Linked DNA regions of Homo sapiens: regions 1 and 2 are each linked to region 3. Evidence: chromatin loops called from intact Hi-C (ENCODE). Cell type or tissue: HepG2. All regions are shown on one strand. Each heading gives the region's core, and the rest is flanking DNA. Links, peaks and the distances in the headings are about the cores only.

Region 1 (7,191 bases), core at 975-5,974, 490 kb before region 3:
AAAAAAAAATTTTTTTTTTCCTGGTCATAGCGTGTTCATTGTTTCAGCAAGCAAGATGTCATACTAAAATACACAAAAAAATTAATACAATCTTATCTTTGAAAATTTAGTAATTTACTCTTTTTTTGGTGTATGTCTCTTCTTTATTTGGTTTGGAGCTACATGCCTTGTTAAAATGAAAAGCATGTACCTCATTTTTCTGGATATTTTGTATTTCTGATGTTTCACTGGGCAGTCTTGTACCTTGGCCAAAGTGGAATATTTATGCAGGCAGAATTGAATTTAATAATATACATTTCAATTGTTAAGGAAAAATAATTTTCAAGGCATTGGAATTGTATTGTCGTTGCTACTGGTGAATCTACTAGTTGATTGTTGGTATTTCATTTTCTGAACATTGGATTCCTCAGGCAAACCTTCTCTTATACCTCTTATTTTTGTTTATATTGGTCCTGTAATTTTTTTACCTTAGAAAATGCAGCATCTTTTTATGTCATTTAGCAGGTATTTGATGTATCTTGTCATTATTTTATTACTACTTTAACTCTGCTGTAGCAAAATTCTATACTACCTTGTATATATTTACTTATTTTTTAAATAACTAACAAGTTTAATTATAATTTATATAGAACTCTGTATTGTCATGTTCTCCTAAGTGGATGAAAAGTTTCTGGAGAGAAAGTGTCATTACTTTTTTTTTCTGATCTGCTAGAGTTCTCATTGAACACAAAGTTTGCACATACTGCTTCCTTAATGAATGACTGGTAGATGGAGTGGAATTTTTACAACTGACGTTCTGCAGGTTGATTTCAGTTCGTTATTTCAACTTAATGGGAAATTTTTAAAACATATTAAGTGACTATGAAACTAACTTGACTGAATAGCTTTTCAGATCAGCATTTTAAATTTTGCTGTGCAGAATTGCTTCTCTTGCACAAAGTAGTGTGGCTTCATTTGTTAATAAACATTTCATTAATTCTTTTGGGGAAGTGTTTGATTAAAAATAAATTTTTTTTTCTAAGACATGTAACATTCCCAGCTTCTCCCTAATAAGAAAATTATTCATGATAGTTCTGTAGTTTGAAGATTGTTGATGCATATAACATTTCCAACTTCCTTCTAATAAGATAATCATTCTTGATTGTTCTGAAGTTTAAAGATTATTGATAATTTGACTTCATTTTCACTTCATTGTACTTTATAGGCAGGAACATGTTTGATTTAGTGCTATTTCAGAATCCTTTGAAGAAGTCTGACAATCTTTTTAGGATTTTGTTTCAAAATTGATATTAAGTTGTAGCCATAAAGAGGCCACCAATTGATTAATCTTTCTGATCAATAAGGTAATTTAAAGATACTCTTTTAGCTGTGTGACCTTGTTTCACTGCTGCCTGCTGGAGGTGGTTGCCAATTTTGCAGGTAACTAAGTGCTATCAGACACTACCCTTGTAGAAGCACAGCCTCCTAAATTGTGATACCTTGATAACAAATGACTTCTAATCTGGATTAATTTTGTTGCTTGCTTCATTCAAATGTTGGAGAGGCCAGCACATGGGAATCTAACAGAATAGTACTAGAATTCTGAAACTATCAAAGTTCCATTTCTATCAGCCACTAGGTGAGCTTTCTGCTGAGTGATTCAGTGTATGTAATTCAGCTCCAGGCCCTTTCCATCAGGAGAAGAACTGGCAGAGAATCTGCTAAGCATGATTATCCCAATATCCTTCCTATATTAAACCCTCTTTTTTTCCCCCAGTGGGGGAATAAGATAATTGACTTGGGATCCTTGGAGGCCAATCATAACTCCAATTCTCTAACACCAAGTGGGTATTCAACAATTCAGTACAATTCAAACACCATCTATCTAGGGTTAGTGTCAGATCCCACAGGTTTGTGGGCTCAGTCTCACAAAATTGCCTCCACTTCAGATGCCAGTCACAAGTCCTGAGTCACCTATACTTTTGACCAACCAGTTATAAATCAAGGTTTCCCTTGATTTATGCCTCACGAATAATTTTCTTATTAGGGAGAAGCTGGGAATGTTACATGTCTTAGAAAAAAAAATTATTTTTAATCAAACACTTCCCCAAAAGAATTAATGAAATGTTTATTAACAAATGAAGCCACACTACTTTGTGCAAGAGAAGCAATTCTGCCTCAGGTTTGATAATTTGCTATAATGGGTCACAGAAATCAGAAAAATATTTTATTTACCTTTACTGGTTTAGTACAAAAGATAGAACTTAGGAACAGCCAAATGAGAGAGGACACATAGGGAAAGTTATGGTGGCAGGGGAACAGGACTTCAATGCCCTTCTGTGGACATGCCACCTTTTAGCACCATGATGTGTTCACCAAGCAGGAAGCTGTTCACATCTCCTTGTTCAAGAGTTTTGTTTTTTTGAGACAGGGTTTCACTCTGTCACCCAGGTTGGAGTGCAGGTAGCACAATCATAGCTCACTGTAATGTCAAAGGCCTGGGCTCAAGTGATCCTCCTTCCTAAGCCTCCTGATATGGTTTGGCTGTTTCCCCATGTAAATCTGATCTTGAATTCCCACGTGTTGTGGGAGAGACCCAGTGGGAGGTAATTGAATCATGGGGGCAGTTCTTTTTCATGCTTTTCTCATGATAGTGAATAAATCTCACGAGATCTGATGGTTTTATAAGGTGGTGGGGTTGGGGGGGGCTCCCTGCACAAGCTCTGTCTCATTGCCTGCTGCCATCCATGTAAGACATGAATTGCTCCTCCATGCCTTCTGCCATGATTATGAGACCGCCTCAGCCATGTGGAACTGTAAGTCCATTAAACTGTTTTTTTCCATATAAATTACTGAATCTCAGGTATGTCTATCAGCAGTGTGAAAATGGACTTATAAACCTCCCAATTCAAATTTTTATAGAGCTCAATCTCCTGGTCTGGGTGCATGGGAGGAATGGAGGGTAGGGAGGAGGGTCTGAAAATCCCAGCCTACTAATCACTTGGTGTTTCTGGTGACCAGCTCCATCCTGAGGCTGTCTAGAGGCCCCACTGTAAGTCACTTCATTATTATAAACTCAGGTGTAATTGAAAGCTGTTCCTTATGAGTAACAAAAACATTCCTATCACTCAGGAAATTTCAAGGGTTTTGCCAACTCTGTGCGAGGAGCAGGGGACAAAGTTCAAACATATTTCTTATAATATCACACACACTCATTATTTTTTGTTTGTTAAATTTTATTTATATTATATATTATGTTATGGTTGTTTATATTTATGGGGTACAAAGTGATATTATGATTTTGAATGCAATGCAGAATGGTTAAATTAAGCTAATTAACATATCTATCCCCTGAAGTATTTAACATTGTTTATTTGTGGCAATATTGAAATGTACAGTACTCAATTGTTAGCTATGTTCAGCATGCTGTACAATTGATCTAAAATAGAAAAGTCAGACTTATTTCTCATATATAACTGAGGCTTTATACTCTTTTGACTGTTGTGTTAGCCTGTTTTCACACTGCTATGAGGAACTGCCTAAGACTAGGTAAATTATAAGGAAAAGAGGTTTAATTGACCCACAGTTCTGCATGGCTGTGGAGGCCTCAGGAAACTTACAATCATGGCAGAAGGAAAAGCAGGCAGGCATATCTTACATGGTGGCAGGTGAGAGAGAAGAGTGAAATGGGAACTGCCAAACTATTAAAACCATCAGCTCTTGTGATAACTCACTCCACTATTATGAGAACAGCATGGGGGAAGTCGTCCCTGTGATCCAATCACCTCCCACCAGGTCCTAGGTCAACATCTGGGGATTACAATTCGAGATGAGATTTGGGTGGGGACACAGCCAAACCATATCAACTGCCCATCCTCCCTACCACCCAGCCTCTGGTAACCACCATTCTACTCTCTGCTTCTGTGAGTTCAATTAATTTAGATTATACATATAAGTGAGAACTGTGGCATTTGTCTTTCTGTGCCTTGCCTATTTCACTTAGGGTAATGTCCTCCAATTCCGTCTGTGATGTCACAAATTACAAAGTTATTTTTATTTTTTAAAGCCTGAATAGTGTTCCATTGTGTGTAGATGAATTTTTTGGTATTCATTTATCCTCTGATAGACATTTAGGTTTATTCCATTATTTGGCTATTGTCTAGTGCTGCAGTGAATATGAGACTACAGATGTCTCTTCCACATTCTGATTTTAAAACTTTCAGGTAAATACTCAGAAGTGGGATTGCTGGATCATATAGTAATTCTATTTTTAGTTTTTTGAGGATCCTCCATACTGTTTCCCGTAATGGTTATGCTAATTTATGTTCCTACCAACAGGATACAAAGGTTCCCTTTTTCTCCACCTTCTTGCAAGTGTTTGTTGTTTTTGTTGATAGTGGCCATTCTCACAGATAGGAGGTGATATCTAATTGTGATTTTAATTTCTATCTCCCTAATGATTAGTGATGGTGAGCGTTTTTTCAAGTATCTATCAGTTATTCAGATGTATTCTTTTGACAAATACCTATTCAGGTCAATAGCTCACGTTTTTATTGGATTATCTGTTTTGTTTCTATAGAGCTGTTTGATTTCCTCTTATACTTTGGATATTAGCCCTTTACCAAATATATGGACTGCAGATATTTTCTTAATTCTGTAGGTTGTCTTTTTACTCTGCTAATTGTTTCCTTTGATGTGCAGAAGCTTTCTAGTTTGATGTAATCTCATTTGTCTATCTTTGCTTTTGTTTCCTATGCTTTTAATGTCAAATCCATTTTAATGTCAAATAACAAAAAAGTTATGAAAGCACAGAACCTAGTGGTATAAGTAATACTGATCAACATTCAGAATATTTTTAGGATGGTAATGGTGGTGTGTAGAGTAATTTTATTCTTAGTACAGGGTTAAAGGACAAAATTATTAATTGCAACCACAGCTACAATAAACTTTCAAGGGATATATATATTATAATATGATGTAATTTAGACATTAGAAACATAAGATGGCTGGGTAAAGGTGTTGAGTTGTATTTAATCAATGTTAAGCTGCTATCAGGTTAAAATAGACAGAAGTGTAAGATATTCTTTGTAAGCCTCATGGTAGCCAAAAAGCAAAAATCTGTAGGAGATTCACAAAAAATAAAATTAGATTCAAAAGATTCAAGACATACCACACAGGAAACTATCAAACCACAAAGGAAAATTGCAAGAGATGAAGAAGGAAACAAAATATCTTCAAGAAAAAAAGACCCAATGATAGAAAATAATTAACAAAATGGCGAGAAAGTTAGTCCTTTCCTTACTTATCAACAATTATATTGAGTGTAAACGGATTATATTCTCCTATAAAAGACAAGGAGTAAATGAATGGACACACACACACACACACACACACACACAAGACCTAACTACATGCTACCTACAAGGAACTCACTGCACTTTTGAGGACACATATAGACTGAAAGTGAAGAAATGGAAAAAGATATTCTACACAAATGGTAACCAAAAATCAGCAGAAGTAGCAATACTTACAGCAGAAAATACTTTAAGTCAAAAGCTGTAAAAAGAAGAAAATGAAGGCATTATATAATGATAAAGTAGTCAGTTTGCCAAGAGGCTATAACAATTATAAATACATATGTACCCAGCAATGGAGCACCTAAATATATAAAGCAAACATTAAAGGGTGTACAGAGATAGACTGTAATACAATAACAGTAGAGAACTTCAATGCACCACTTTCAATAATGGACAGATAATGTCAGAAAATTAATAAGGCAATGTTAGACTTAAGCAACACTTTAAATGAAATGAACCGTAACAGACATATACAGAGTATTCCATCTTAACACCAACAGGATACACAATCTTCTCAAATGTACACAGATCATTTCTGGGATAGATTGTATGTTAGTTCACAAAGCACATCTTAGGAAGTTGAAGAAGACTGAAATCATATCACATATCTTTTCTGACCACAATTGTATGAAACTAGAAATCAATTACGGGAAGAATTTCAGAAAATTCAGAAGTATACTGAAATTAACAACATGCTCCTGAACAACCAATAGGTCAATTGAGGAATTAAAAGGGAAATTAAAAAATATCTTTAGACAAACAAAAATGAAAACACGGTATGCCAAAATTTATGGGATGTTGTAAAAGTTTTGCTTGTCTGGGAAAGTTTTTATTTCCTTCTTATTTTTGAAAGACATCTTTGCTGGGTAAAGTCTTCTTGGTTGGCAGCATTTTTTTACGCCCCATCCCCCGAGCAGTTTGAATATATCAGCCCACTCTCTCCTGGTCTGGGGTTTCTGCTAAGAAGTTTATTGTTATTTTTATTGGAACCCTTTTATGTGTGATTTCTTTATTATCTTTTGCTGTTTTCAGAATTTTTTCTTTCTCTTTAATTTTTGATAGTTTGATAATTACATGTTATCGTCAACTCCTCTTTGGTTTGAATTTGGTTGGAGATCTCCTTTCTTCATGTACCTGGATGTTGGCTTCCTTCTGATTAGGGAACTTTTCATTTGTTATTTCTTTAAATATGCATCTACCTACTTTGTTTTTCTACTTCTTAATTCCTATTATGTATAGGTTAGGTCTCTTGATGGTGCTCCATAATCCCCATAGGCTCCCCTCCCCTCCTTTCCCGTTCCCTCCCCTTCCCTCCCCTCCCCTCTCCTCCCCTTCCCTCCGCTCCCCTCTCTTCCCCTCCTTTCCCCTCCCCTCTCTTCCCCTCCTCTCCCCTCTTCTCCTCTCCCCTCTCCTCCCCTCTTCTTTCCTTTCCTCTTTTTCTTTTTTTCTTTGCTCCTCTGACTGATTTCAAATGTCCATCTAGAAGCTCACTGATTCTTTCTTCAGCTTCCTCAAGGCAGCTGTTCAAGCTTCCTATTTCATTTTTCAGTTTAGTCGTTGTATTCTTCATCTCCTGGATATTCATTTTTTAATTGTTTCTATTTCTTTGTCAAACTTTTCATTTTGTTCATGTATTTTCAAAATTTAATTTTCTATTTATATATTCTTGTGGTTAACTTTTTTTTTTTCCCAAAAGAGTTGAGGTTTCACTCTGTCTCCCAGGCTGGAGACTGGAGTGCAGTGACAAAATCATAGTTCACCATAGCTTTGAATTCCTGGGCACAAGGGATCCTCCTGCTTCAGCCTCCTGAGTTGCTGGAACTACAGGTGTGAGCCACCATGTGCTGCCCATTTA
Region 2 (7,191 bases), core at 1,383-6,382, 1.2 Mb before region 3:
AGCCTTAGGAGATCTGCTGGCTAATAAACCAGACTTGATAATCGCATCATGTGTATGGCAGAAATTATGCTTATTCCCCAGTGAAATAAGATTTCTCAAGTCCTGGTAGAGGCAGATGAATTTATCATTCTGAAACAGCAGGGTGGGTCATAGCCTGGGTGGCAAGCTTTGTAAATATTAATGGAGATTCCAAATTCCACTGTGTCTGCAGTAATTTAGAAGCAGTGTTAGCAGCGAAGGGTCAAGGGCAAAACAACAACAACAAAAAATGATGTGGGTGGGACTTGGATCTCTTTACTGTAAGAAAAATTCTTCTTTTTTGGAAAATTCTTTTTGTCTCTTCAGTGTCTGTGGCCATCTGAAAACGTCCACATGATGCCAGACCATGCTTTACTCTGAAAATCCACCGATAAGGTTATTTGACCTCTTTCTCTCTAATTTCACAGTGTCAGTCTTTGAGCTGAATAATTTCAAACAGATTTGACTCCCAAGAGACCTTTTTCTTTGTGGAGCAAACCACGAAGAAACACTTGAATAGTGGGTGAAATGACGAATACTCTAAACCTCACAAACTATTAGGAATCAATTTCTCAAACATCATACCTAATTATTCTCCCTCCCCCATTTCAATTCAGGAATCTCAAGGTTAAGGAAAAGCAGCTGAAAAAACAGTATTCTTGGTTGGGTTCATGTACTGCCCATTTTTCGTTTTTTTATAACTGTAGGATAGAAAGGAGAGAAACTTCTAAAATCTGCCCCTTTAATTGCCAAAAAAGAACACTCAGAGAAAGAAAAGTTTGTGCTATTATGCAGAGATGATAGTGTTGGCAAGAATCATAGAGACGCCTCTTGTTTAGTGGTTCTCAAAATGTGGTCCTCATGGGGACACCAGGGGTTTTCTGAGTTGGGAGGGACGGAAGAAGGAAGGGCAGGTGATTCAGCTGCTGTGGTGGCCCCATGGCCAGGAGGGAGAAGTGGATTCCACAGAGGCTTCAGTAGAAGGCAGAGAACTTGCAGGTGATGCAAAGATGTGTTTGTGAATAATCACACCGGGTATGTCAGTGCTGTCCTAGTATTTGTGCCTGTGGAGGTGCAGAAGCAGCAGATGACAGTGAATGGAGGGCACTTGGAATTAGAAGGCAGGAATAGGTAGTTTCAGTGCTCAGCGGGGTGGGTAGTCTTTGGGCCATTTCAACAGGTCCAAGATGTGTAGAACAAATAGTTTAAGAATTATGCATCAGTCTAGGCCTTGTTCTGTGTGTAAAGTTATTCAAGACAGTCATCTGAGATAATTTGAAGACCAAGAATAGGTGCCACATCCACACTTTGTAGGAAGTTTAATGGTTGAGCTCCTTTAGAGTCAAAATTCATATATAATATGTCATATCTATCATGTAATTTCAAAATTCGTATATAATATGTCATATGTATCATGTAATTCCTGCTGAAGTGTAAGACTCCATTTCTTTTGTTAGGTACGTTGAAGATGGAGAACAACTGATGTCAAGACACATTTTGGTTGTAAGGGACAGAAGTCCAACTCCAACGAGCTTGCCAAGGATGGAACCTGCTGGCAAACATAACCAAACTTTGGGAAGGGCAGGGTATGGTTAACCTCAGGTTTCTGGAAGCAGAGTGTACAGTGCTGTGCCGTCCCTCTTCTCTCTGCTTCTCTCTGCGTATTGGCCCTATCCTCTCAGTGGGGCACCCTCCCTGAGCAGCGAACAGCAGCCACAGGAAGCTCCAGTGTCAATGCCTCCCACAGCTTTCCAGAGAAGCAGCAGCCTCTTTGTTAGCTCCGTATCAAAGACATCCACAGGCAGGGCTTTGTGTGACCCAGTTTGGGTCACGTCTTTATTTGGGGCCCGGAGGAAATGGATACAATGACTACAGCCCATCATAGAACCTCATGTTTAGAGGACCAAATTTCCTCTCTCCAAAAGTGAAATGTTGTCACTGTCCATTCAACTGATGAAAATCTTCCTTTTCAACAGAAAAACTATCATGATGTTGTCTGTTGGGCTTCAGTTTCTTACAGCAGTCATCTTAAGAATTAAACTGGTATGGATAATCTGACTATGAACTCCTTGAGGGCAGGGACCATATTATATAATACTTCTGTGTCCTCTGCTATTTCTTAGCAGAATTTTGAAAATGTGCCAAGTGTTGACTTGGTTCGATCACTTGTGAGAATGGAGGGACCCATAATGTTAATAATCAATGAAGGTTGTTGGAGTTACTTACCCAAAACCTTATGAACTTAGCCTTCCCTAGCAGATTTAGTTTCGTAATTTGTCCGGTATAAGCAAACACTAAAGAGGGATTGGGGAAAGTTGTGAGTTGAGTAGTTGGGAAAAAGGTAGTTTGCAGTTTTATTTACGTCTCACAGCTTGACATTTTTTGTTTGCCTTGGAGGGGGTACTTTTAAAAATTCCTCTTTTGAAAACAATAAAATCTTAGATTTTGGATAACAGATATTTCTGTACTATATACCTCACTTAAGATTTTCAAAGTAATGTTTAAAAGTGCCTTTTATATTTTTTCATACCACATTGTAGGGAAGGCCAGGGTCATTTTTTAACACTTAACTATGCTCAATACCTCCTCACCACTATAAAGTAAGGTCGAATGTTGGTTAAAGCAAAGCTGTCTGGAATCACCCTGTCAAAAGTACTGATTTATAACCTTGCTACTCACATTTCTTACTGTGGTGCCCTCCCTCTTGTTGGCTCCTGCATCTTTGAAGTACAGGGAAAATGAACTAATATGGCAGCTCCAATATGCAGCTAATCCTGCCAATGATGTCTCCCCTGGAAGTGTTTGAGAGAAGAATTTCTTTTCCCAGTATGGATTTATGTAAACATTTGTTCCATTCACGAGTAGCACATTAATGCCTAATTCTGGAAAAAATACAAAGAAAAAACCTTTTCTGCCTGTCTAGACAGAGTCTTGTTAGTGTACGTCTGATCATATGGGTACTCATGCCGGTAATATTAATTGGTGGGAAATGAGCCAAGGAAAGACAACCCTATCTACCAATTAAATTTACTGAGCTTACAGGGTGGTTTATAAAGTCAACATGCTGGGCAAAGCTTACATCTGACCAGGGAAATTGTTGTTTTCTGATCCCCAGTTGGCCGTCAGCCACCTCAAACACGAGACAGATGTTGGCTTTACTAGGGTCAGGGTTATCACAGGGTGGGATGAATAGTCTTTGGCTCTGGGGTTTGCTACTTTTCCTTTGCTGATGAATAAGAGCAAATAAAATTATTTCTGAATGCCTTGGGGGTGGGGTGGGGGTTAGTGTTCTAAAGCTGGATAGGGCCACCGCATACCAACATCCCAGGGACAAACTTCCCATGTCTCAGACGTTCTTAGTTTAGTTTGTTTGATCTGAGGTCCACTGATTCCGTTATCTCAAAGGGCAAGGGTTAATGCCTTCTCATAAAGATAACAATGATAAACACAAACAAGGTATTCACTTTGATATATTGGTTTCTTATCCAGGGATCAAGGCAAAAATGTGGGAGAACTGAAAACACAGAGTTTGAAGTAGCATCAAAGTAATTTGCCAGTTTTTGAAGTAGGAAGTTTTTTATTAATGTTTTTTTTCCAGTGGAATTGAGGTATATAGTAGCGTGAACTAAATGAAGGCTGTGACATTGGGAGGTGTATTTTGTGTTTGCTGTGTCAAGTGTGTGTGGACTGCACATGGGATTCCTATCCACTTGTGTTTGTCCTTGGGATTGGTTTAGTTTCCACTAGGTGCTAAGGAAACTAGCCATGCACCGTCAGCTCCCCCAGGATGAGAGCCACACCCGAGAGAACCCTGTCTGTGGGAAGGTAGTTCTTGCGGGGTTGGGGGGCAGCAGGAGGGGTCCCAAGTGCTGGGACTTCGGGATCCATGTTGGGGACTGTCAAGAAATGTCATCTGACACTGGGCAGTGTGGGGAGAAGCAGGAGGCTGTGAATTAGTAAAACTTTGGATGCACTTCTGGGAGAGGAAAATACACATGCACCCTTTCACAAGGCTGAAAATACATAGCTACATCGGTATAATTTATTCTGGGAATTGCCTATTAAATTGTATTCCAGACACCAGGTTATATTTGGTGGTCTACTAGAAAATAGTATACTGCTTATCTATTTAAGGCTAAAAAATCTCCCAGATTGCCTTTTAAGCCTACAATTGCCTATGAAAATAAACAGATATCTCCCTCCTTGCTTGAACTGCCTTTCCCATCTGCTCATTCTGGAATGCTCTTATAAAAGTTATCTGCCTCTCTGACCACAATAATATTTCAGATTCTTTCCTTGGTCAATGGCGGCCCCTCTTGTCACCTCATCCACGTTGTGCTCCAGACTTTGCCTCTCTTTGGCTTCATTTGGGGCTTCTGGGGCCAGGACTCATTCCCCGCCCCGCCAACCCTCTCCTTGCACCCTGAGTGTGTGGTCACCCCTGGGCCAGGCCTCCTTTTCCCTGAAATCCCTCCTTCGTCTCCCTGGAGACATCCTCGATGTCCCTGTTGTCTGTCACGCTGTGCACCGATTCCCTTCTTTTGGGTGCCCCCTTTGCTCCCACACACCCAGTGCTCAATAAATTGAGGGCTCCCAACCCCTGACCTTTTCCAGCTGGAGCCTTTCCACCTGGCCTGCGCTGTGTAATTGTGCTTGCGTGCCCACCAGGCACTCTCTTATTATCTCCTCCATTTATCAGGCATGATGTTTTGGGATCATTTTTGCCTGTTTTTTTTTTTTTTTTTTTTTTTTTTTTTTTTTTTGCTTCTTCTCAGCCTACCTGAATATGACTTTGGCATTGCCATTGATGAAATGCAGTGTGTGCTGGATGTGAGGATCCAACTCAATGCAGGGCCATTCCCTCTTTGTGGACAAGGCCATGTTTTTGCAGTGAAGGGCTTGAGGACGTGGGTTATGCTCTGGTGAAGCTATCGGGGAAGTCATCAATTCAGGCCAAGCTCCGCCCTCCATGTGCTCCTTCAGGAAGTGATTAAAACACTAGAACTGACAGTAAAATGAGTCATTAGGTTCACAGAAAAGTTAGGCAGCAGCGATGTAGTTATGGAACCGCAGGTCATAGCTTTTTCTCATTTTTCTTTTATTTTGTGGCATCGTTGCTGTTTTGTGGAAAATTTTCTTTCTCGAAGTTGTCCAGCTGTGAGTCAGTTTCTTTGCCTGAGAACATTGTCTGCGGCAGCAGCAGAGCTATATTTTTCCTTCAGCCTCTATCACTTTTTTTATCCCCGCAAAGGAAAAAGTTAGCTACATTATCTGACTTGTGGATTTGATTTTGGGTTTGTAATTGGCTGATGAAAGCTCTCCTGACTGGCAGTGGGAGGGAAAATAGGAGAGGAGAAGAGGATTTCCATTGGGAAGCAGTGGTCCCTACTGCCCAGAGGGGCCGTAGGTAGTGGTTGCCCTCAGTTTTGCTGGGGCAGTAGTTGAGTTGAACATGCACAGTCCCTGGGTTTTCTCCCCCTGGACTGCCCTATCCTTTAAGAAGTAATGGACTGAGTGTTGACTCTGTGCTGAGTACTGTTATGTGCTTTATGTATTCTTTCTGTCCTTCCAACAACCCTGTGAGGTAAGAATGAGTGCCCCTATTTGAAAGCTTTCTTACGGAAAACTAAGGTTTAGAGAGGTGAAGTGGTTTGCTCAAGATCACACAGCAAATTAGCAGGAGACCTGCGTGACATACTCTAGTTCTGTCCAGCATCAAAGTCATAGTGCTCCCCTATTTATGCTACCTCTTTACCTTGCTAACCTGTACATAACTGAAGCTCAAGTTCTACTATATCCACCTACCTCTCTCTGATAATAACAACCCAGAGATATTAATAGTGTTCTCTATTTACTCACAGCACCCAATTAGTATTTAATGACATTATGTTTTATAATATTATAATTTAAATGACTATATGAATATAGTTTCTCACTTGACAGCCACTTGAAGACATGATCATGAATTAGGTGTATGTCTACTTACAGTGCTCCGTTTAAAGGAGGAGGGAGAATGACAATGGGCTTGAGATTTGACAAAGACAGAAATAGCGTTCGCTATAAAATAGAATGAGCCCAGAGCAAGCTGTCAAACTATAAATGGACAGAAAATGAAATGCAACAGGAGGTTGTGAAAGAAAGATAATTAACACAAGGTAGAAATATGTTTGTAAGAGGAAAGTAAAATTCTGAAAAATAAACAAGGATAAGTGGCTTATTTTTGCTGAGATGACAAGATGAGTATATTGAAAGTATTCAGCAACATATCTTGATTTTGTAGTAAAGTTTTGTTTCTTTATATGAAATCTGTCTAGCTTTAAATTTATTAGCTTTAAAATTATTCCTAGAAAAATCTATAGAAATGTATTGAAAAGAGGAGACTGTTCGCTATTATTTAGTTTACAACAAGCTTTAATTAAATTGATCTAGTAATTTGAATCAATTTTGGGTATATCTGGAATACATTTTGGTATATATGCAAAGCATATATATAACATAAGCATGATGACATATAATTTAACCTATTTAAAAGATTTATTTTAAAATCCTTTAAATAATTATTAGCATATATATTCACATATTATTATTCATTAATATAGTTCATGTTATAGTTGAAAATACTAAAGCATATTTTAAAATTATGTAATTAATATTGTTGAATACATTGGAATGATATTACTGCTAATTTGAATGAATGATAAAATCATCAAATCAAAAATTTTCTGAGTCCTGCTATGAACGAAATACTGTGGCAAATGAAAAGAAACATGATTTAGCTAGGGATGGTATTTAACAGTAATTACATTTAAGTAATAAGAAAAATTGCAAAAAAATTGCAGTTGATACGAACATTATCAACGTGATCAGAAGATGGAAAGAGCATTGCAGGTTGAATGGATACAATTCATTCAGGGGCTTTATGGAGAAGCACTTTGAACTGATTCATGAAAATCGTAAATGTGGGTCAGGTAGAGGTGATGGATACAGTATGGGGGCCACTTTGGCCGTCTGTCAGTAGAATATTTTAGCATGAATTAAGATTTCTGTAGGAGGGAGTGAGAAGTTAAATTGGGGCCATAATATGGAGAACTTTAAAAGTTAGGGTAATACATTTAAACAATGAAGAGTTATTGAATGTTGCAATGGTCATTCCTTACCAGATGGTTTATCTAC
Region 3 (7,191 bases), core at 1,228-6,227:
AACAAATTTTAAAGACATTTATTTACATTTTAAAATGATGATTTATTAGAGAAACATATAAAAACATGACAGCGTGCTTCATAAGCCACTTTAGACAATAAAATAAATAGACAATAAAAACATACATATATTTTCAAGCATAAGCACTCAGGTATACTAATGGCAGTTGGGGAAAAACCAAAATGTATGAATGCACATCACTCTGGTTGTAATTGTGTGCACCAGCTTTATAACGGTGGTCATCTGAAATACCATGATGAACAACATAAATCTTTTCACAAGATTGATGAAGAACTGAGATGGGTTACCACCGCATATTCAGTCACTCAAAGAGCTGAGATCTTGAGAAATTTTATCTTTCATAAATGGAGATGTATAAAAGAACATCTCTTCATTTATTGAGGAAGTTTCAATATTTTTATATTGAGAACCAAGGAAGCTGAAGCCAGTACTGTAACTCTCAGTCTGAGACCGAAAGCCTCAAGACCTGGGGGGCCTCTGGTGTGTAAGTCCTGGAATCCAAAGGCTAGTGAGCCTGGAGTTCTGATGTCCATGGTGGCAGAAGTCTGTCCCAGCTCTCAGAGAAAGACCAGCTTGCCTTCTGTATCTGTTCTCTCTGGGCCCCTGGCTGATTGGATGGTGCCCATCAACAATGAGGGCAGATCTTCCCCACCTCATCCACTCACGCTGACACATTAATCTTCTCTAGAAACACTCTGAGACGTGCCCCAAATAATGCTCTATTAGGTTTCTAGGTATTCCTTAATCCAGTCATGTTGACACCTAAAATTAAGTCTACAGGTCTACCCCTTGCAACTTGGCACCCATATGCATGTTTTTAAACCGTATTTAAATTTCCAAATAAAGACAATAACAAGGTAATATAATAATTTCTCCTGACATGATATAACTATCCTGCATACAACCAAAAATGCACTAATCCCTTCCCTAGAATTTGGCTTTCAGGATTTCAACATTTGGGATTTTAATATTTCAGAATTATGATTTTGGGGACTTTAGATGTTAGGGATTTTAACCTCTAGGGATTTTGGTCTTTAGGAATTTCAAAATTTGGGATTATGACTTTTGAGATTATGTCTTTTGGGATTATAATTGTCACCGGTTTTTGCCAACTGCCTGGTCTCTGTAGGCATTTGAGCTTTTTAACCATTCCCTTAGAAGTTTATTTTATGCTTATAAACTATGGATCACAAATGCCATCCTTATATCTGTAGTTGAATATTTACAAGATATAATAAAATAAGAACATGTGTAATATAAATTTTATGAGAATTGTTTAGTTAACATTAAACAAGAAATATTTTAAAAGCGAATTTTTTAAAAGGTGTGTTTATCATTGGCCAATTTCTAAAGCACGCTGTACAGACTTTTTCCCTAAACAAATAGAAATTCTGTAAAATATTTTAACCTATTTGCAATTAATAATGGTGTTATCACATGAATATTTAATCCCTAGACCCAGACTTTTACCCATCTCAAATAAGAGTACGAAGTACACATGTAAAATATAAACCTATTTGATTAATTTGTCTTTGAATACAAAAATAATAAAACTAAAAACCATACTCTATAAATATTTTAGGAAAGATTTAAACCCCAATAATGAGAAATTCTATTAGAAGAAAGAGAACACTAACATACATCAAGCCCGAGTCTCATATGAAAGTCAGCTGTTAGCAATAAGTACGTTAGTCTGCTGTTTTCTCACCCAAGGTAGAATGTATTCTCAATACCTTTTCTACATGAGAAGCTTTCCTGACCATGTCCCTTACTTCAGCACCTCTGCGATGAGATTTGTAAAACTAGCAAATCAAGTATTTTCTATTTTTCTTTTTCCGGTGTAGGAATCTTTACTAAATTATTCGTCTCTATCCAAATGTCATGTTTGCCCTCTTATGTCTCCAATGGTCCCTGGAGTCATACTTTTCATTTTATGATTTAAACATTCTTACATTTCCTATTTTATTTTCTCCTATAGCAGGGTTTCTCAACAGCAGAGCTATTGACATTTTTGGTCAGATAATTCTTTATTTTGAGAGGCTATCCTGTGCATTAAAGCATGTTTAGCATAATCCCTGCCCTTTGTATACTACATGTCAGTAGCACCTTTACATCCTTTCTGCATTGTAAAAAGCAAACATGTCTCTAGACATTGCCATATGTCTCCAGAAGAGGCAAACTGTCCCACGTTGAGAACCACTGCCCTATACCAAAAAAGATTCACAAAAACACCATGATTGTTTACATTTCCCAATGGATAACAAGTTTTATAAAATACTGGTTCTACCTCATTAAAGAAGAAGAAGGAAAAAAACCCTATTTTTGCATTTTATCTCCCCTACTCGCTGATTTTTATATTTGTGCAGTCAATTCTTTACTAATCAGAACTCTGGGGAAGTTTTTAAATGTTTATAGGCTTTTAAAAAAGATACCCTTTTCTCTTTTTAGATATTTTAAACCTACAGACCTAAGTAGTTTTCCTTTTAATTAACTATTACATACTTGTAACGATTTATAATATATACAAAAGGCATATTTTTTAAAAGAACACCTCAATGCATACTGCCCATGTATCTGTGGAGTATCCTGTGGGTTCCTCTCAATCCTATCTATTTACTTCTCAACTCCCACCAGAGATAATGACTTAATTCCCTTGCTTTTCCCTTTTCTATTATGATATACACTTGTTTCACTAAACAATAAATTATTTAGTGTTGTACATTTTTGAACTTTAAATAAGTGGGATCATACTGTATATATTCTGTGCTTTGCTCTTTTTTTTGTTCAGCATTATGTTTGTGAGATTTATTCATGTTGATGCATGTAATGGCATGTTCTTTGTTTTTGTTTCTGTATTGTATTTCTTGTATAACTATACAACATTTTACTTATCAATTCTCCTGTCAGTGGACGCTTGAGTCATATTCGGTGTTTTTGCTTTTATAAACAATGTTTCTATGAGCATTCTTGAACTTGTTCTTGGTCAACTTTTGTGAGTTTCTGTAGGATATATTTCCAGGAGTGAAGTTGCTGAGTCATAGGATATATGTACCATAAAATCTACTTTAAAAAGCCAAATTTTTTTCCAAAGTGGTGGTACCAATTTTCACTCCCACCAACAATCTGTGATAGATCCTGTTGCTCTACATCTTCTCCAACATTTGGCACTATTGGACTTTGAAATTTTTGCCAATCTGGTGGGTATAAAATGTAATCTCTTGTGACTTAATTCACATTTTTTGATACGTCTCTCTGAATATCTTTTCATATATTTATCAATCACTTGAAGCTCTGCTTTTGTAAAGTTTCTGTTCATATCTTTTGGTTATTTTTGAAAATTGTTTACTTATAATCTTATACATACTAATTTGTAGGAGTTCTTTTTATATTCTGGTTACTAATCCCTTGACAATTTTATATGTTGCAAATATCTTCTCCCAGTTTGTTGCTTGACTTCACCCTTACCTTATGATATTTTCTGATGAACAGAATCCTTAATTTTATTTATTTTTTTTCCTTTATGATCTAATCTTTTTTGTGTTTTAAGAAATCTTTACCTACTGATAACCTACAGGTCACATTGGCAGGCTTCCAAATTAATCCGCCTGGGGGAGGTCTTATGATTCATGGCTTACATCCTGTCCCTGAGTAAACAATTTTATCGTGAGTTCCTCAAATCTTATCATGAATTCCTTAAACTGTTGACATACTGATTAATATGTAGCCTACTGACAGTGGAAAAACACTGATTTGTTTCTGAATCCTGAAGTTTTACTGATTGTTTTGCACATAGAGCATTTTAGCTTGTATTTTGTAAATCGTAGCCAATGATTATAACCTCTGTATTGTACCCTCCAATGAAAATCACAACTCGGGTCTGAGGAGTTGCCCTCCCTTCTGAACTTCCCCATAAAAACCTTCCAACTTGTAGCAGATTCTGGAATATGCCCAAATTTGTGGTGTGTCTTCCCAGGTAGATCCTGGCATTTGGCTTCCAATAAGCCTTTATCAAATTATTTCTGCCTCAACAGCCTTAATTTTGGTTGACACTATCCTGAAGTCATAAAGATATTCTATAGTTTCTAAATGTTTTATAGTTTTGCCTCTTATATTTATATATTTCAACCATCTAGAATTGATTTTTAATGTCTTTTCTGAAGTATGGAACCAAGTTTATTATTTCTGTATGAATACACAAGTGTTCAAATGAAAAGACTACACTTTCCCTCTGCTCTGCCATGTTGCCTCTTTCAAATATCAAGCATATGTGTGTAAATCTCTTTCTGGTCTATTTTCCTGTCCTTGCCAATACCACACTCACTGAATTATTATAGCTTTTTAATAAGTCTTCATATTTAGTTTTAGAAGAAATCTATACAATTATTTCCTCAAAATTATAAAAATGAGTTCAAATTTGTTAGCATAGCACCAAATCAAGTACATTGAATTATTGAATTGATCATTTTTAACCTTCCCTATCACTTTGGTCTTATTCCATCTGATACTTGCTATTGTCTGGACCCTAGTATAGGCTTTCCATATTGCAATAAAAGAAGTGTGCACCATGGAATACGATGCAGCCATAAAAAGGAATGAGATCATGTCCCTTGCAGGAACATGGATGGAGCTGGAGGTCATCATCCTTAGCAAACTAACACAGGAACAGAAAACCAAATACTGCGTATTTTCACTTATAAGTGAGAGCTAAACACTGAGAACATAAGGACACAAAGAGGGGAAAAACAGACACTGGGGCCTACTTGAGGGTGGAGGATGGGAGGAGGGAGAAGATTAGAAAAATAACTGTTGGGTATTAGGCTTAGTACCTGGGTGACAAAATAATCTGTAAAACAAACCCCTGTGACATGAGTTTAGCTATATAACAAGCCTACACATTTACCCCTGAACTTAAAAGTTAAAAAAAAAAGTGTGCAGGTATCCAGATTGAGGTCAAGCAGAAGTAAATTAGAAGAACCAAACATTTAAATTAAACCAAAATTTGTCATTGCAGAAGGATATGGTTGTAAACAGTCCTCTGAATATGTAATAAATTTAATAATTGTAAACTTTTAATATTAGGATGTTGACATTCAAATATTTGGTACCAAGGTTTCTGGTAATCATTTTCCCACTGAATATTTGCAATATTTCATGAGAGAATGTGGCATGTTTTTGTGGGCCTGTGGTGTAAGAATTCTTAAGCAATAGAAATTTCCACTTAGGGAAAATTATATTTAAGTTACATTTGTATTAAAGATATATAGGTAAATATAATAATTTAATCAAAGTTCATTTTTTTAAAGCATATCATTTAAAATAAGTGTGCTAATGTTGAATAAAACTATGTTAACACAAATTCAATTAAATCAATTTTCCAAGCTTTTGGATTTTTTTAAAATTCAAAATTACAAAATTTTTCATTGTAAATTTAAAATGATGGTTAAGAATTCCAAGCTTTACCCTCATTTGCCTGTCTCAGGAGTTTTAATTTATATTCATTAAGGTATTTATGAAACTCAGGCATGAATATTATGGTCTCTTTTTCTTGTCTCAATACAGAAGACAAAAAAGAGCAAATAAATATAAATGGAACCAAAAGATATTTGTATTTAGGAGACTTTGTCCATATTTCAAAACTATGATGTTATTGTAGATTGTAAGGTTTTTTGTTTGTTTGTTTGTTTGTTTGTTTTGTTTTGTTTTGTTTTGTTTTTGAGACACAGTCTTGCTCTGTCACGAGGCTGGAGTGCAGTGGTGCAATCTCGGCTCACTGCAACCTCCGCCTCCCAGGTTCAAGTGATTCTCCTGCCTAAGCCTCCCGAGTAGCTGGGACTACAGGTGCCCACCACCATGCCTGGCTAATTTTTTGTATTTTTAGTAGAAACAGGGTTTCACCATGTTGGCCAGGATGGTCTTAATCTCTTGATCTCGTGATCCACCCCGCTTGGCCTCCCAAAGTGCTGGGATTACAGGCATAAGCCACTGTGCCTGGCCTGTAGATTGTACGTTTTTATAAGGAGGTAATAGTAATAGTTAAATTCATTATTGTCCCAAGTGAAGGTAATTAAGAAATAAAAACTTAGGGACGGTGATGAAGACAGTATGCTTTTTAATTTGGAAATTTTGTCAGAATAGTGGCCCTTCCAGAGGGGTAGATGAATGTATGACCATTTAGTCCTATGGTTGTTTTAATAAAACAAATTTCAAGATGGCATAATCTGAGATTCAAAGTAGGCCCAGAGCCTCAACATTACATTTTCTTTTTGAAAAATTTCATATTCTTAATTCTAAAAGATTGCCTTTGATGAAGTTGCTTACTTTGGTACCATAAAGAAAGAGAGAAAAATAAGAGACTCATATTAGTTGAAATACTTAGATTATTTGGAAATAACCCAATTTGCTTTCCTTTAGTCGCTTGCGGCCAGCCCCCTGTTGTAGAAAATGCCAAGACCTTTGGAAAGATGAAACCTCGTTATGAAATCAACTCCCTGATTAGATACCACTGCAAAGATGGTTTCATTCAACGTCACCTTCCAACTATCCGGTGCTTAGGAAATGGAAGATGGGCTATACCTAAAATTACCTGCATGAACCGTAAGTGGTCCTTTAGAAAGAATGGACTACCGTGCTATAACAACTACTAGACACCTTCATTTTACGGCTGTGGTATCGGCAGTTTAGGGTATGGAGCAAGTAATATTGTGTGTTTTCTTTTTTTCTTTCTTTCCTTCCATGTAGCATCTGCATACCAAAGGACTTATTCTATGAAATACTTTAAAAATTCCTCATCAGCAAAGGACAATTCAATAAATACATCCAAACATGATCATCGTTGGAGCCGGAGGTGGCAGGAGTCGAGGCGCTGATCCCTAAAATGGCGAACATGTGTTTTCATCATTTCAGCCAAAGTCCTAACTTCCTGTGCCTTTCCTATCACCTCGAGAAGTAATTATCAGTTGGTTTGGATTTTTGGACCACCGTTCAGTCATTTTGGGTTGCCGTGCTCCCAAAACATTTTAAATGAAAGTATTGGCATTCAAAAAGACAGCAGACAAAATGAAAGAAAATGAGAGCAGAAAGTAAGCATTTCCAGCCTATCTAATTTCTTTAGTTTTCTATTTGCCTCCAGTGCAGTCCATTTCCTAATGTATACCAGCCTACTGTACTATT

What was found. Peaks named below come from ENCODE experiments on the same cell type or tissue, not always from the same donor. Only the 100,000 strongest peaks of a DNase experiment are listed, where the experiment ranks them.
Region 1: a loop joins it to region 3, with 36 times the contacts of the local background. A loop is called at or near these places in 4 of 110 quality-filtered maps.
Region 2: it touches region 3 in a loop (8-fold over the local background); 2 of 110 quality-filtered maps call a loop at or near these places.

What each region holds. Positions count from the first base shown.
Region 1 is chr5:83,087,666-83,094,856 of GRCh38, forward strand. All of the region lies in intron 1 of XRCC4 (X-ray repair cross complementing 4), which reads left to right. Among named protein-coding and RNA genes, the nearest start is that of XRCC4, 14 kb to the left of the region's middle. In HepG2, for the core only: no CTCF peak of the experiment used is centred there; no DNase peak of the experiment used is centred there.
Region 2 is chr5:82,384,050-82,391,240 of GRCh38, forward strand. No RefSeq gene overlaps it. Among named protein-coding and RNA genes, the nearest start is that of RPS23, 110 kb to the left of the region's middle. In HepG2, for the core only: no CTCF peak of the experiment used is centred there; a DNase peak (open chromatin) is centred at 3,332.
Region 3 is chr5:83,573,548-83,580,738 of GRCh38, forward strand. It overlaps VCAN (versican), which reads left to right. Exons shown (of 15, transcript NM_004385.5): 14 at 6,433-6,615; 15 at 6,760-7,191. The coding sequence ends at 6,887. Among named protein-coding and RNA genes, the nearest start is that of VCAN-AS1, 15 kb to the left of the region's middle. In HepG2, for the core only: no CTCF peak of the experiment used is centred there; a DNase peak (open chromatin) is centred at 3,664.